Regions from separate parts of the Homo sapiens genome. Here all the other regions are linked to region 2. A link is a contact called in ENCODE Hi-C or POLR2A ChIA-PET data. All regions are on one chromosome and are shown on one strand. The core of a region is the stretch at or near the end of the contact, and the rest is flanking DNA. Distances in the headings are between cores, read along the strand shown.

Evidence for each region. A loop is a pair of places that touch in the nucleus more often than their neighbours do. ChIA-PET counts read pairs that join two places held with the same protein, here RNA polymerase II (POLR2A). Pooled maps may share reads with other maps.
Region 1: a loop to region 2 is called in a map of dorsolateral prefrontal cortex, with 7 times the contacts of the local background. The contact joins the promoter of HSPG2 here to the promoter of ZBTB40 in region 2. A Hi-C loop is called at or near these places in 1 of 168 maps with a recorded cell type or tissue (dorsolateral prefrontal cortex) and 7 of 50 pooled maps. POLR2A ChIA-PET finds 5 or more read pairs at or near these places in 1 of 52 experiments (PC-9).
Region 3: a loop to region 2 is called in a pooled map, with 11 times the contacts of the local background. The contact joins the promoter of HNRNPR here to the promoter of ZBTB40 in region 2. A Hi-C loop is called at or near these places in 3 of 37 single-sample maps with no recorded cell type and 8 of 50 pooled maps. POLR2A ChIA-PET finds 5 or more read pairs at or near these places in 3 of 52 experiments (BJ, Panc1 and WTC11).
Region 4: a loop to region 2 is called in a pooled map, with 2.8 times the contacts of the local background. The contact joins the enhancer-like site here to the promoter of ZBTB40 in region 2. A Hi-C loop is called at or near these places in 4 of 50 pooled maps. POLR2A ChIA-PET finds 5 or more read pairs at or near these places in 2 of 52 experiments (AG04450 and activated T-cell).

Annotation. Positions count from the first base shown.
Region 1 is chr1:21,935,628-21,938,811 of GRCh38, forward strand. It overlaps HSPG2 (heparan sulfate proteoglycan 2), which reads right to left and starts at 1,683. Exons shown (of 97, transcript NM_005529.7): 1 at 1,528-1,683. The coding sequence starts at 1,590. RefSeq lists an enhancer at 133-974 and a silencer at 1,722-2,071.
Region 2 is chr1:22,450,079-22,453,482 of GRCh38, forward strand. It overlaps ZBTB40 (zinc finger and BTB domain containing 40), which reads left to right and starts at 1,773. Exons shown (of 18, transcript NM_014870.4): 1 at 1,773-1,926. RefSeq lists silencers at 1,018-1,312, 1,627-1,826, 2,167-2,256 and enhancers at 1,702-2,263, 1,977-2,056.
Region 3 is chr1:23,342,491-23,345,848 of GRCh38, forward strand. HNRNPR (heterogeneous nuclear ribonucleoprotein R) reads right to left here and starts at 1,794. Exons shown (of 11, transcript NM_005826.5): 1 at 1,721-1,794. RefSeq lists silencers at 1,267-1,336, 1,347-1,706, 2,217-2,336 and an enhancer at 1,727-2,311.
Region 4 is chr1:23,099,109-23,102,509 of GRCh38, forward strand. All of the region lies in intron 2 of LUZP1 (leucine zipper protein 1), which reads right to left. Among named protein-coding and RNA genes, the nearest start is that of MIR3115, 57 kb to the left of the region's middle. Within about 2 kb of position 1,328, at least 15 of the 41 ENCODE cell types and tissues checked have a DNase peak (open chromatin) inside an H3K27ac peak, as active enhancers do.

The sequences.
Region 1 (3,184 bases), core at 433-2,932, 510 kb before region 2:
ACAGCAAACAACTCCACCCACCGCCATCCTACCGCACCCGGGCATGGAGGAGCCCCTCATCGGGGGCAGAGCTGGGGGAAGGTCAGGAAAGACTGTTGGGCCTCGGAAAACATCCCACGTGCTAGGTTGGTGCGTTGGGAAAAGTAAAAGTCAGTGCCAGGAGTGCAAGTTCAGGTCAAGACTAGGGAGCTACTGGATGGCCCTGCTGAATATTTTGGGGTGAGAGGCTGAAACAGGAGGACGACAGAGGAGGCTGCCCAGAGTGGGGATGGGGGAGGAGAAGTGCTGGGTGGGTGGGGCAAGAGCAGTGAGGAGCCAGGTCTGGGTGGGGGCTTGACGAGTGACTCAGGAGGGTAGAGGTGCGATGAAGCCAGGAAGGTGAGGCCAGGCAGGCAGTTCCTGGGTAAACACCAGCCTGGTTAGAAAAGTCCCTCTCTTGGCTCAGAGAACAGGGAGGCAGGTATGGGGACTGCCTAGGAGCACCTCGGAGAGAGTGGGGGTGGCTCTGTGGCTCCCCACGGTAGGCTCGGCTCCCCAGATGTGCCCCCACCCACATCTGCCACTAGCTCCCTGCCCACCGACCCCACCCAGTCCTCCTCAAGTTCACTCAGGTCCTCAGGGCCTCTGCTGGCCAAGTGCCTTCTAAGCCTCGGGATTCCTGACCGTAGAATTCCCTTTTCCTCCACCTAAGCTCAGAGTAGGGGACTAGACTGCAAGGGCAGGCCTCTCCCTGCCTCTTGGAGACCTGGGAAGAGGAAAGCTGGGGAACTCGGGTCCCCCAAGGGTGCACTGCATCCCCGCACCACGCACTTTGCAGCTCATTCCACGCAGTCCAGCAACGCCCTGCAGCTATGCATTTTGAGGCCGTGCATTTTGAGTTCCCTTGACCCACGTGGGGCTGGCCTCAGAGAGGTTAACTAGCGTGCCCCAGGTCACACAGTTACTCAGTGAAAGGCAGGGATTGATTCAACTCTTCGGCTGTATGACTCCAAGGCCCGTGGGTGTTCCACACAAGCTTCAGTTCTGTCCCAAAAGTTTTGCTTGTGCCTACCTGGGTCCAAGCTCCCCAAGGTGATAGACGGTGTGGTAAAGTTTCAGCGAGACTCATAGGGTCCCCATCACCACTGAGTGGCCGTTCTGCCAAGCTGGCGCAGAAGGGTTCCCTCGTCCTGCCAAGTTCCCACCCTGCTCAAAGTTTCCCCTCCTGGTCCCCAGGAATGGTAGGCCGGACCATGCCCAGCGAGACTCCAGCACTCGGCAACGTGGCCGAGAGACCCACGGGCTCCCACACGGGCCAGCCCCGCCCCCAGCCCCACGAAGGGTCCTGACTGGTGGCCCCCCTGGATTAGCCCCATGCCGCAGGGTGGCGCCGGCCCGGGGTCCCCGGCGGGCGCCGCCGTCCCGGGCCAGAGTCCCCGCCGCGCAGCCTTGGGCGCCCCAGCCAAGTTGGCGGGAGGCGGCGAGCGGGACCGGGGCGCCCCTAGCCCCTCCGCCCCCGCCCCCCGCCCCTCTGCCCCGCACACTCACCGCCAGCAGCCGCCCGTGCAGCAGCAGCGCCAGCAGCAGCGCGCCCGCCGCCCGCCACCCCATGGCCCGGCCCGCGCCGCTCTCTCGCTCGCTCGCTCCGCGCCGCCCGCTCCGCGCCGCCCGCAGCCGCCCGCTCGCCGGCCAGCTCGGGACAGCGCGGCCCTCTCCCCACCGCCCCCTTTCCTCCCCGCCCGCCCCGCCCCCGCAGCGCCGGCCCCGCCCCCGAACCGCCCCTCCCCGGAGCGCCAGGCCCCGCCCACGGACCGCCCCCGGGCCGCGGGCTCTGCTCGCCCCAGCCGGCCGCGCAGCCTACTAGGCCTTTGTCTGGGCCCCCAGCCCCCTCCGCGCGGGCCGCGGCCCGGCCCGGCTCCCCGCCAAACCCGGCCTGGAGTATGGGATGGGACGGGGCGGGGGACCGGGGGCCCGGGCCCGGGCATGGGATGGGGCCGCCGGGCCAGGCGCTCTCGCCTCCCCGATCCCCGGCTCCCCCGCTTCCCCGCGCGCGCCGCCGACTTCCACGCCCCTGCACGCCCCGCACGGCCGACTCCACTCGCGCAGCTTTTGAAGATCCCGGGATCTCCTTCCCACGCTCACACGCACGCAGCTGCCGCTCCGCGCCACACGTGCACGCCAACTTCCACACCCAAGAACACCTTCACACCATAACTTTACTGCACGAACACACTTGTGCGCTACCCGGGAACACTTTCACACTCTGGACCCAACTCTGAAGTACCAACAATCCTCACCGGCTCACATGCACACTTAACTCGCTTCCAAACTCTCACCTCCACCAGGGACACAGGAGACAGCCCTCACACCACACTCAGCCCCTCACTCACGCATACATCCCAACAAGTCACGGAGCGGGAGGACGCCTTTTCACATAGATTCCTCGCAGGCACGCACATTTCACACACAGGCCCACATCATTGCCTACATGCTTACCAGCTTGTTTTTTTTTTTTTTTTTTTTTTTGAGAAGGAGTCTCGCTCTGTCCCCAGGCTGGAGTGCGGTGGTGGGATCTTGGCTCACTGCAACCTCCGCCTCCGGGTTCAAGCAATTCTCCGGCCTCAGCCTCCTGAATAGCTGGGATTACAGGCGTGCCACCACGCCTGGCTAATTTTTGTATTTTTAATAGAGATGGGGTTTTTACCATGTTGGCCAGGCTGGTCTCGAACTCCTGACCTTGTGATCTGCCCGCCTTGCCCTCCCAAAGTGATGGGATTACAGGCATTGAGCCACCGCACCCAGCCTCAGCCTGTATCTTTTACCTGTTCTCACCCACTAATCACAGTGCCTCATAGTGGGCACTGGGTACTGAACTGAGCTGCCCACCCCACCTGCACCATTTTCCATGTAAATCACTCACACACCAACTTTGAGTCACATAAATCACAGCCCCAGAGCCAGAACCACACCAACTCACACACTCAGGCCCAGACAGACAGACCCTGCCAAAGCCCCATCACAGATGCTCGGGTGGGTGGTAAAATCACAGCCCCATGATCTGTCTCTGACCCAACCGCAGGCAGCAAACAGCACCAAGCCCCCAGACCTATTCACTGCCTACTCTTCAGCTCCCCTCTTCTGCCTGAAATTTCCAGGGCAGCCCGAGGCTGATGGGTGGAGAGGAAAACTATGTGTGTGTAGCTTT
Region 2 (3,404 bases), core at 523-3,022:
GATTACAGGCACCTGCCACCATGCCCAGGTAATTTTTCTATTTTTAGTAGAGACGGGGGTTTCACCATGTTGGCCAGGCTGGTCTCGAACTCCTGACCTCAGGTGATCCGCCTGCCTCGGCCTCCCAAAATGCTCCCAAAATGCCCAGTGGCTCACACCTGTAATCCCATTAACTCGATAAATATTTCTAGAGCACCTACTATGTGCCAAGCACCCTTCTAGGTGTTTGTTTGCTAAATCTAGCAACCCTATGTTCCCACTAAAAGAGAATGTGAGGCTGGTGGAAATGAGGGCTTAGGAGACACAACAGCTGTAGGCGTGGTTCCAGTTACTACAAAAGTGACTAAATAACAGCTACAGTAAATCCGACCCTGAATGTAACGGTGACATGAGTATAATAGTGAAAGTGACTAACTGGGCACAAGGGTATGAGGACAACAGTGTACCCTGAAGGGGCCTGTTAAATACTGGCTTGACTGTGTGGCAGCAAAAGTGGCTGCATGACAATGACAGTGAAAACAACAGAAAGGGCAACAGCTGGGCAAACAAAGTGCTATTTTGAACAGAACCGTTTGAAGTTTATGGTCAATGACGGTAGCTGCATGTCAGACAGTGACAGTAAATATGATCGACCGGGAGACAGCAACAATGCAAGTGACAGTTCTGCCCAGTAGATTGAATTTGTGATGTAAAACGGTGATGGGGTGAGTCAGTCAGCCAGAGACAGCTCTCAGAACGACTGAATATTGACATTGCAGATGGAAAAGGTATAACCACAGAGGAAGCTGGACATTGCACTAAGATGGCTGGATTTGGGCACGTAACTGTCAGGGACAGAAAAAGTGGCTGCATGTCAGTGACAGGGTGACTGTGTTCAGTGGGCCAGCGCGGAGGTGACTCAGTTTGTTACTGCTGGATCTGATTTAAATGTTTGTGTAAGGAAGGGTGGCAAGGGGACGCTTCAACAGGGAACGCATAGTGTGTGAGAAGGAAAATGAGCAAAAGAAAAGCTAGGACTAAATCCCAAAGCCCCTAAATCCCAAAATTGGGAGGTGCGAGAGGCAGGATCAGGATGCCTCCAGGATGCCTTCAGCCCACTGCGCCCCACCAGCGCCAAGCCTGTCCCACAAAGAGTGCGGGCTGGGGACGCGGCTCAGGTCGCCTCTCCGCCTCGCACGTGAATGTGTTGTTTTGGAAAAACGAAGCCTTTTGTGTTCACTTCCTTGCCCTCCTTTGAAACAAAATCCTAATCCTAGAGCTGCCGGAGCGAGACTGCGGAGCTCCATTAGAACTTTCCTTAGGGCCGGGCATGGTGGGAGGCCGAGGCAGGTGGATCATCTGGGCTCAGGAGTTCGGGACCAGCCTGGCCAACATGGTGACATCCTGTCTCTACTAAAAATAGAAGAGAAAAAAAAAATTAGCAGGGCGTGGTGGCGCGCGCCTGTAATCCCAGCTACTCGGGAGGCTGAGGCAGGAGAATCGCTTGAACCTGGAAGGCGGAGGCTGCAGTGGGGCGAGATCGCGCCGCTACACTCCAGCCTGGGAAACAAGAGCGAATCTCCCATCTCAAAAAAAAAAAAAAGAAAAAAACTTTACTTAGGAAGTGTGGGGAGGGAAGGAGGGAGTGGCCAAGGTCAGAGGTCAGAGAAGAGCCTAGCAACCAGCCGGCCCCCGCCGTCCTAGCATAGGTGGAGAGCGAGCGCGTGACGCAGGCCCCGCCCCCAGCACGTGACCGCGGCGCGTGGGGCAGGTCGGGCCGCCCCCTCCCCTCTGATACCCATTGCGCGCCGGCCTCAAGATGGCCGCCTTCTGGCGTCTCCGGCGCTGTTGAATGGCGAAAGCTTTATTGTTCCCTTCGGGCAGGAGTGTTCGTGTCCTCTATGGCGCTGTCAATAAAGAACGGCAGTTTGAATCGGTGCTGAACAGGTAACCATAGAAACGGGGCTGGGACTCCGCGTGGAGACCCTTCCTGCAGCGGGGGCCCGGGTGCGCCCTAAATGAGGGGTGTATACAGACCCTTCCGCGTGGCGAACTCCGCGGGACTCGGCCGAATCACGGCCGCCTCACCTACACCCCGGACGTGCCCCCTCCAGGGGCGGTCCGCACCCCTGGCGCCGGCTCTGCTGTAGACTGCGGAGGGGAGAGACCGCGGGGACCCACTCAGGGCGCCAGGCCCGACCTGACACCGCCTGGGGCTCGCTGTCGCCCCGCACCTCCCTCTCGGCCCGTCCGGAGGCCTCTTGTCGCTGTCTCACTCCCCCTCCCTTCAGGTCCCTTCGCCGGGCGTCAGCGGACTATGGCCTTGGGCCTAATCCATGCCCCCCTTCTCTCTTCCCCTCTCGGTCTTTGTTTACAGTTGCAAATGGTTAGGGGGAAGAATATTTCATGTAATTTGCGAAAGTTCTATGAAATCAAGTCCATAAATGAAGTTTTATTGGAACACGGCCCTGTTCATTGTTGATGTATTGTCTATGGCTGCTTTCCTGCCAAGAGGGCAGAGCTGAGTAGTTGCGCAGCCGTTGCTTGGCTTTGATCGGCTGGCTCACAAAGCCAGAAATATTTCTGTCTGGTCCCTTACAGCAAAAGTTTACTGACCCCTGCCCTAAACACAAGGAGATTGGATCAGTGTTGTCATTCAGCTATTCCTCTCGTCGGTTCTTCTGGAGTGGGAAAAGAGTTAAAACTGCGCGATGCACCGAGAGCACTTTAGTTGACAGAACACTCTGGCTTCCCTTCTGGTCTTACTGACTATTCAGAGTTTCTCCTGCTTTGAATAGCGTTGGTACCATGCAGCCAGTGCTGCAATGAACCAGGTGCTTTATTTATATTCATACAAGTGTTGTTCTACTTTATGACGACGCTTTATAAGTAAGTATGGTATTTCCATTTTACAAACGAGGAAGAAATTTGTTCTGAGTGGTTAATATATGTATAGGTGTACTAGGTTATAGGGCTGCCAAATTGAGCCTGTCCCTGGGAGCCCCCTGCCTGATGGCACCGGTCAAACTGCTTTGGATTTTATTCTTTCAAGTCTTTTCTACCTGGAATTGTTTGTTCTTCCCTGGAATTGTACCCAGATCTTTGTATGGTTAATGGAGATTTAATTACAATCTCAGTGAAATTTTTTTCTACTTAGCTAAATCATCAAACTTCTGCCCCTCCTTTCTAATATAAACACTTTTCTTCTATGTCAGTAGTCCCCAAACTTAGCTATTCATTAGTGGTTTAACAAATGGTTTCAGAACACCCCATGCATGTACGCATGCATTCATTAATCATTTAGTGTTTGTTGAGCACTTACTGTGTACCAGAGACGTTTCAAATTCCTGGAAATACAGTGGTGAACAAGACAAATATGATTTCTGCCCTTCCATGGAATTTAAATTCTATGTGGGGCTTGGACA
Region 3 (3,358 bases), core at 544-3,043, 890 kb after region 2:
AAATTCTGATGAACTAGCAAAAACGGAAACATTCGAAATGTCACACTTTTGATCAAGAAACTGTATTGTGTGAGATGAATACGTTTACTGATTAACACGACCTATTTCTATAAAGATGCATCCTAAAACACAAAATCTCCTTGCGAACATAAGGTTCTGTTTTCCCATGCTCCCCCATCCCCACATACTACCTTAAGATCATCAGAACTCAAAAGTTCTCAGTATCACAAGACCCTTACAGCATTGTACCTAGGAATACTATCAGTCACAGAAAAGAGGCAAATTTTTAACAGAAAAGTTCAATGAACATCTGTTAAGGTGGGGTTTTTAAGTATGTGTAAAGCAAAAAGACAAGTTGTGTATTAAGTACAAGACAGAAATATTTATGCCTACCATTTCATTGCAAAGGCTCTACAAGTTGATACTGAAATTGGTTAAAATTTTCAAAAAAAGTTTGTAAATTTTAACAAAAAAACCGTAAAATAATTAGATTCCAGAAAATAAAACCTTCGGATCAAGGAAAGCCCTCTCTCTTCAAGCCAAATACAAAATGCTCATTTTGAAAAGACTTTTTATGTCATATGAGACCATTTGAAACTCATTCAAATGTGGCATTCAACACAATGCCACACAGCCAAACCATATTTCTGGATGCAGCAAATATACTAACGTGACTGGAGTCATTTGATCTAAACATTTTTGCAAAAAAAAAGGAGACATTTAAAGATTTAAAAGGGCTGCTGGGAGATTCGGGATGTCAGCACTAACTCCTCCCTGACTTTTTCTGAACCTCTCTGTGCAAATTCTTCATATTAAGAGACGGGCTTTAAAAGAACCAACGAAATGAGACTAACGGTTATCTCATGGCTTAGGAGTGTCGAGCTCTCATCCTACGACTGACTCATGAGACATCAATTCAGCCACTTGAGGACTGCAAAAATCTCAAACAGGTAGTGTGAAAGGACTGAACCTTCCAAGAAGCCCTGGGCTTTTTTAAAAATTTGGCAATACGGCCACTACCGTGTAAGAAAAAGGATCGCCTTTCCAATTTGGTGCGCCTCTGACAGTCTCAGAATTATCCATTTCAGGCGCCGCTTGGAGCCTAAGTTCTACGGCCTCTAGTAGTCATTTTTTCCTTCAAATCTCAGCCCGCGGCATGCAGAATGTGGGAGGGGAGGGAGGCTTCCCACACAAATCGGCCTTTCGGTTTCTGCTCACACAAAACTTTTCTCCCGGCTCAGATAACCCTGGGATCTGCACCCCGCCTTCCGCCCCCCACCCCCATCCCCTCAGGCCCGTCCGGATCATCAGCACATCCCTCTCGGGCTAGGCCGGCCGCGGCGGGAGCGAAGCGGCTCCGGCGGGGAGAAGCGGCAGGGCCGCGGGCGCCTCAGGCCCTTCGCGGGATCCGGCCGCATGGAGCAGCGAGCGGAGGCGGGAAAAGCACGGCCGGCCCCAGCAGGCCGCGCGGAGAGCGCCCAGCGGGCCGGACCGCGGGCTAAAGGGGCGGGGGGAGGAAGAGCGAGGGCGAGAAGCGTTTCGGCCGGGCTAGGCCCACAGCCGCGCGGGCGGACTAGACCGAAGCCGCCCCCAGCCCGTCCCCACCCCCACCCCGGGGCCTCGGAGCGCAAACGAAACGGGACCAGGCACGGAGCCCGGGCTGAGTCGGGTCGCATCGGGGCTCCCGGCCCCTCCCCCCACGGGCCGGCGCGAGACTCACCAGGGCAGAGCGGGGGCCGGCAGCCGGGCCCGTGAGAATCAGCGCGAGGCGCTTTGAAAACGACTAGAAATGGCGCGCGCGCCACCCCCTCCCCCCCCTGATGGACTGAGACGCGATCCCGGCAGCACGCGGGGTTTCCCGGAACTGCTTCCAGGGACTCCGAGCTACGGGGCAATCGCTTGGCGAGGCGGCCTGACAGGCAGCTCAGACGACCAGTAGTATCCAGGCAAAACGGACCACGCCGGACGACTCGAGAGCCAATCGATGAAGCTGCCGGCTGAACCAATGAGGGTGCTCAGCGCCCCTGGCTGGGGCGCCTCCGGGGCGGGGGCAGGCACACAAAGGGGTCTGTGGTGGAAGCCCTTGGTGGCTGCAAGGCTTGGGGGCGCTGGGTCCTGGGTGGACGAAGCTCCTCCCTCTTCGTCTGCCGCCGATGCGAGGCCGAAAATCTAGGCCTCGCGCCGCGTGGCCGCCTCCGGAGCCCCGCCCCCTATGGTCAGCACTGGCCCAGCTCCGCCATGGCGCTTGCGTCCCGCCACCGGCCGCCCTTAGCCCCCGAGTCCTCCCTCGCACCCCCGCGGCCGGCGTTCCCCCCAGACACGCCCATAGCCACGCGTTCGGGCCTCTTTCGGTCATCTTTTCGCCTCTAGTGAGCACACGATTTAAGGATGATTTGGCTCGTCATTTTGCTGAGGATTTTGTCTAGATAATCATTCCTTGGAACGATCGGAGAAATGCCTCTTTCCCTCCCTGGCTGCCGTCCACACATCGTTGGTGGCAGACTGTGAGGGAAATCGTTAAAATGACTCAAAAGCAATGTGTAACACAAGTGATAGAGCAGGGAGCTTTTCCCCACAGGGTTTGGAGCTACTTGATATTCATAAAATAAAGCAGCTATATACATCTCTGAAGCCAAAAGAGCCATGCAGGGGAAAGGGGTAATTCCCAAAGGACACTATAATTCGTGTTAGTCCTAAACCTATTTCTCACCTGCCATTCCTACTGATTTGTTCCCTGTCCTTAGTCCAAACCTGTCTCGTCTCATAGAAACCTTCCGAACTCACTTCTGTGGTGCAAGCGCTTTTTTCCCAACCCCAAACTCCAATGCCCCACCCTTAGGAAGTGGAGGAAGTCAAGCAGTGGTCTGCAGATTTCCAGATGCACTCAAGGATGATTAAATTTCTCAGAACCTACAAACCTATATTTAATTATTGAAAACGGGCGGGGCGTGGTAGCTCATGCCTGTAATCCCAGCACTTTGGGAGGCCGAGGCGGGTGTATCGGTCAGAAGTTCGAGACCAGCCTGATCAACATGGTGAAACCCTGCCTCTACTAAAAATACAAAAATTAGCCCGGTGTGGTGGCACGTGCCTGTAAACCCACCTACTCCGGAGGCTGAGGCAGAAAAATCGCTTGAACCCGGGAGGCGGAGGTTGCAGTGAGCCAATATCGCACCACTGCACTCCACCCTAGGGAACAACAGCGAAACTCCGTCTTAAAAAAAAAAAAAAAGAAAAAGAAATATTGAAAACGACTACTATGTGCCCAGTACCAAGTTAAATCTCTGGGTAGATCCAAGTTTTGTGTTATGGGGTGTGAGATTTACAGAAATGCTGGGAGTCTTAGGCCGGGCGCGGT
Region 4 (3,401 bases), core at 78-2,577, 650 kb after region 2:
CATTCTCAAAAACGGAGAGGGAAAAAACCTCCTATAGTTTATGTTTTTAAAAAGAAAGCTTTTCCCTTTTAAAAACTCTTGCATTTGGCCTTCTGCCCAGTGGTACAATTAAAATCTTGTCAATGTATACACAGGGTTGGTTTGGGAGGACTTAATTAAGTTTAGACCACACACCAATTTTAAATGAGTGTATGATACAAAGGGTCTGTGTTGCCATCGTAGTCATTGGAAGACAAATGATATATGATTCATCTATAAAGTGCTTTAAAACAGCATATCCTCATAAATATGCTTAAACCATTAAATTGTGTATTTTAAAGAGATAAACTTCATGATAAATAAAGCATATCTCAATAAAGCTGTTAAAGAAAACCCAGCTTATCCTCAAACTGTAGCATTCTCTCAGCACATCTTATTTGTACTAGCTTATACTATAGTTTTCACAATCTCTTTTTCAAAAGAAGGAAACGTTAAACCTTAGTATAGCCCCATCTATAAATTATCATAATTCTGAATTCAGAGAGTCTGGGAATTATACCACCGTTTTATTTATTTGGCTTTTAGTGCCAATTTTATATGTTTTATCAAGACTCTGGATGATATGAATCAACTAGTACAGGCAATGAAAAAGCTAAACCCAGTAAATATGTAGCAAATACTTACTGGAAACATACAGAGAAAGCAGGTATTACACACCACTGCTTAAAACTCTCTAAAGGTCCTGGCTACTATTAGGATAAAGTCCAAATTCCCCATGATGGCACCCAAAGCCCTTCATGATGTGGCCCCGCCAGCCTCTTCATCTACATCCTCGCCCTCCCTCTTCCCTCTGGTCCCTCACTAGTTTGATTCCTTCTCATTTCTTCAGATCCCACTTTAGACAATACATCCTTCTGGAAAATTCTGGAGTGCCTTCTTCAAACCCCAGGCCAGATCTGGGCCTCTCTTTTTTGCTTTCACAGTCTGCTACATATTTCCCATCACAGAACCTATCACACTCTATTGCAGCTTTATTTACTCAATTCTTCTCTCCAACTTGTGTCACCACTATATTCTCAGTACCCAGCAGGGAGCCTAGCACACAGGGAATGCTGAAAATTCGATGAATTTGACTGATGAGTGAGCCTCCTAATTATCAAATAGCTTGTCGGCCCTTTGGCAATGACCATTAACAGAAAATAATAAGAATGTCCATGACCTAATCATGGATTACAAAGGAGAAAACAGATGGCAAGAGTGAACAGACAGCACAGAATCTCAGGCCCTGTGGTAATGCTCTGAATGATCTCATCCCTAGCCCTGTGCCACTTGCACAATGTCTCAACCACAATTCTCTCCCCCTGACCTGCTGGGAAGCCCTTTCTTGCAGGTCTATGCCACACAAACAGGACATAGACATCAAAAAACCACAACACTCACAGGATGTTCAGCTCTAGTTATCGGACCAAATGTTGGAGAAGTAGTAGAAAACATTTCTGGATCTTCCTCCACTCCTCAGAATGAGATTTCAGAGCCAGAAGGTAGCTAAAGATCATTTAGTCAACTGGTTTTCAAACTAGACTCAGCAAATCCCCTTGGGGTCATTTAGGGGAAAGACAACAGGGGAGATATTTTGAGCAGGCTGAACTCCAGGCTCCTTTCACTTACTCAACCAAAGCAACTGATTTTTAGCTTCTTACAATATTGGGCTTCTCCTATATGACTTTATTAAAGAATTCTACATAGCTTTTATTTAAAATAAAATCACTTACTTCATTCAAACCCCTTATTTTAGAAACAAGGAAACGGACTCAGAAGTAAATACTGTGCTTTTTCCAGCAGTTTAGCAAAAGTCAAGGACTTCAGTCTCCTGACTCTATGTTCAGGATTCTTCCCATTATGCAAAATCACCTCCTTATAAACTCTTAAGCATTTTTACAAAATGAGGAGTTCTAAGCACTACTCTATAAACAAACTAACAATGACAAAAGAGTATAAAGGAACAAATAAGTACAACCACAAATAGGGCAGTACTATACTACAGGCAATACTAAGTACCTTATATACATGATTTCTGCAGGTATCAGGAATCTCAGATCATTTACTTTACATGTTCCTACGTTACTCCACGGAGGTTTTCCCTCAATGTCCACACAAAAACAATATGGTAATCCCTGGACATGTAAAATGCTTAGCAGAATACCTTGCACATAAGTCACAACAAACAGTAAGCTACTACTATTATTCTATTCAGCTTTCACAATAACCTTATGGGGCAAGGACTCTCAAATTTTCCCAAAGTACGCAGCTAGCAAGGACAGTCAGAGTGAATCTAGGTCCAATTCCAAAGTTTATATTCTTTTAAGAATACCATACTGTTTGGCCAAGTCACTGATTTTCTCTATGCTTTAGTTCCTCTGAAAAAATAAAAGAATATCAACTACCTTACAGCAACACTATGCAATAAAGTTAGCAAAAGCACTTTGAAAAGTCCTATGCATACCTAAAGTAAGTTTCATCAGGGAAAATCCTCCTAAAAATAGTGATTCACTAAGATCATCCCTTCTCCCCAGAGTAAACAAGGAACTAGACTGAAAATGGGGTTAGGAGGTCACTTATCTCTGACCTTTTGGCCCTAAGTAGCCAGGATAAGAAATGCTTTGCTACCTCCTGGATCATCCAAAAGCAAAGTAGACACCTCTCTTTCTACTGCCTCCCTTACTCTGTGTTAAGTATGTTTATCCAGGCAAAATTCATTTATTTAGCAGACATTTATAGAACACCTATGATGCACCCAGCATTTTGCCAAGATAAGTAGAAAATCTTACCCTTGCCTTTAAGGAATCATACAGATATAACCAATCATAAAACTATGATAAAGAAGCCTTCCCTGACCATCTTACATAAGATAGCACCCACCCTTTTGCATCCTGTCTTCTATCCTGCTTTTTTTTTTCCTTAGCATATTGTATCATCATACATATAACCGGAAGCTCAGAAGAAGTGATTAAATGTGCCTAAGGGTGGGGTCTGGGAAGGAAACTGTTTATATTAAACCTTGGGAAACCATAAGAAGGTTTTTACAAAGGGAAGGACAGTCTCACTTTTCATGCCACCCCTACATTAGTACCTGGCTCAGTTCTAATTCACGCTAGCAACATACAGTGCCAACTGTCTCTCATTCAGGGCTCTTTCTATCAAAGTTCCTGAACCCAGTTCCAAGTGGCCCCATCCAGCATTTTGGAGGGTGGCTCTTCTTCCTGTCCTGGCAGATCAGGAAGGTCTGAAATAGAACATAATCAGGCCTGCCCTGCCCCTTCTCCCAACACAGCTGCCATGATTCACTTCCTGTTCCCAATAGTCATTTAAAGAGGGGTCGGCAAACTTTTTTTTAAAAAGTTTGATAGTATACACATAAGTAT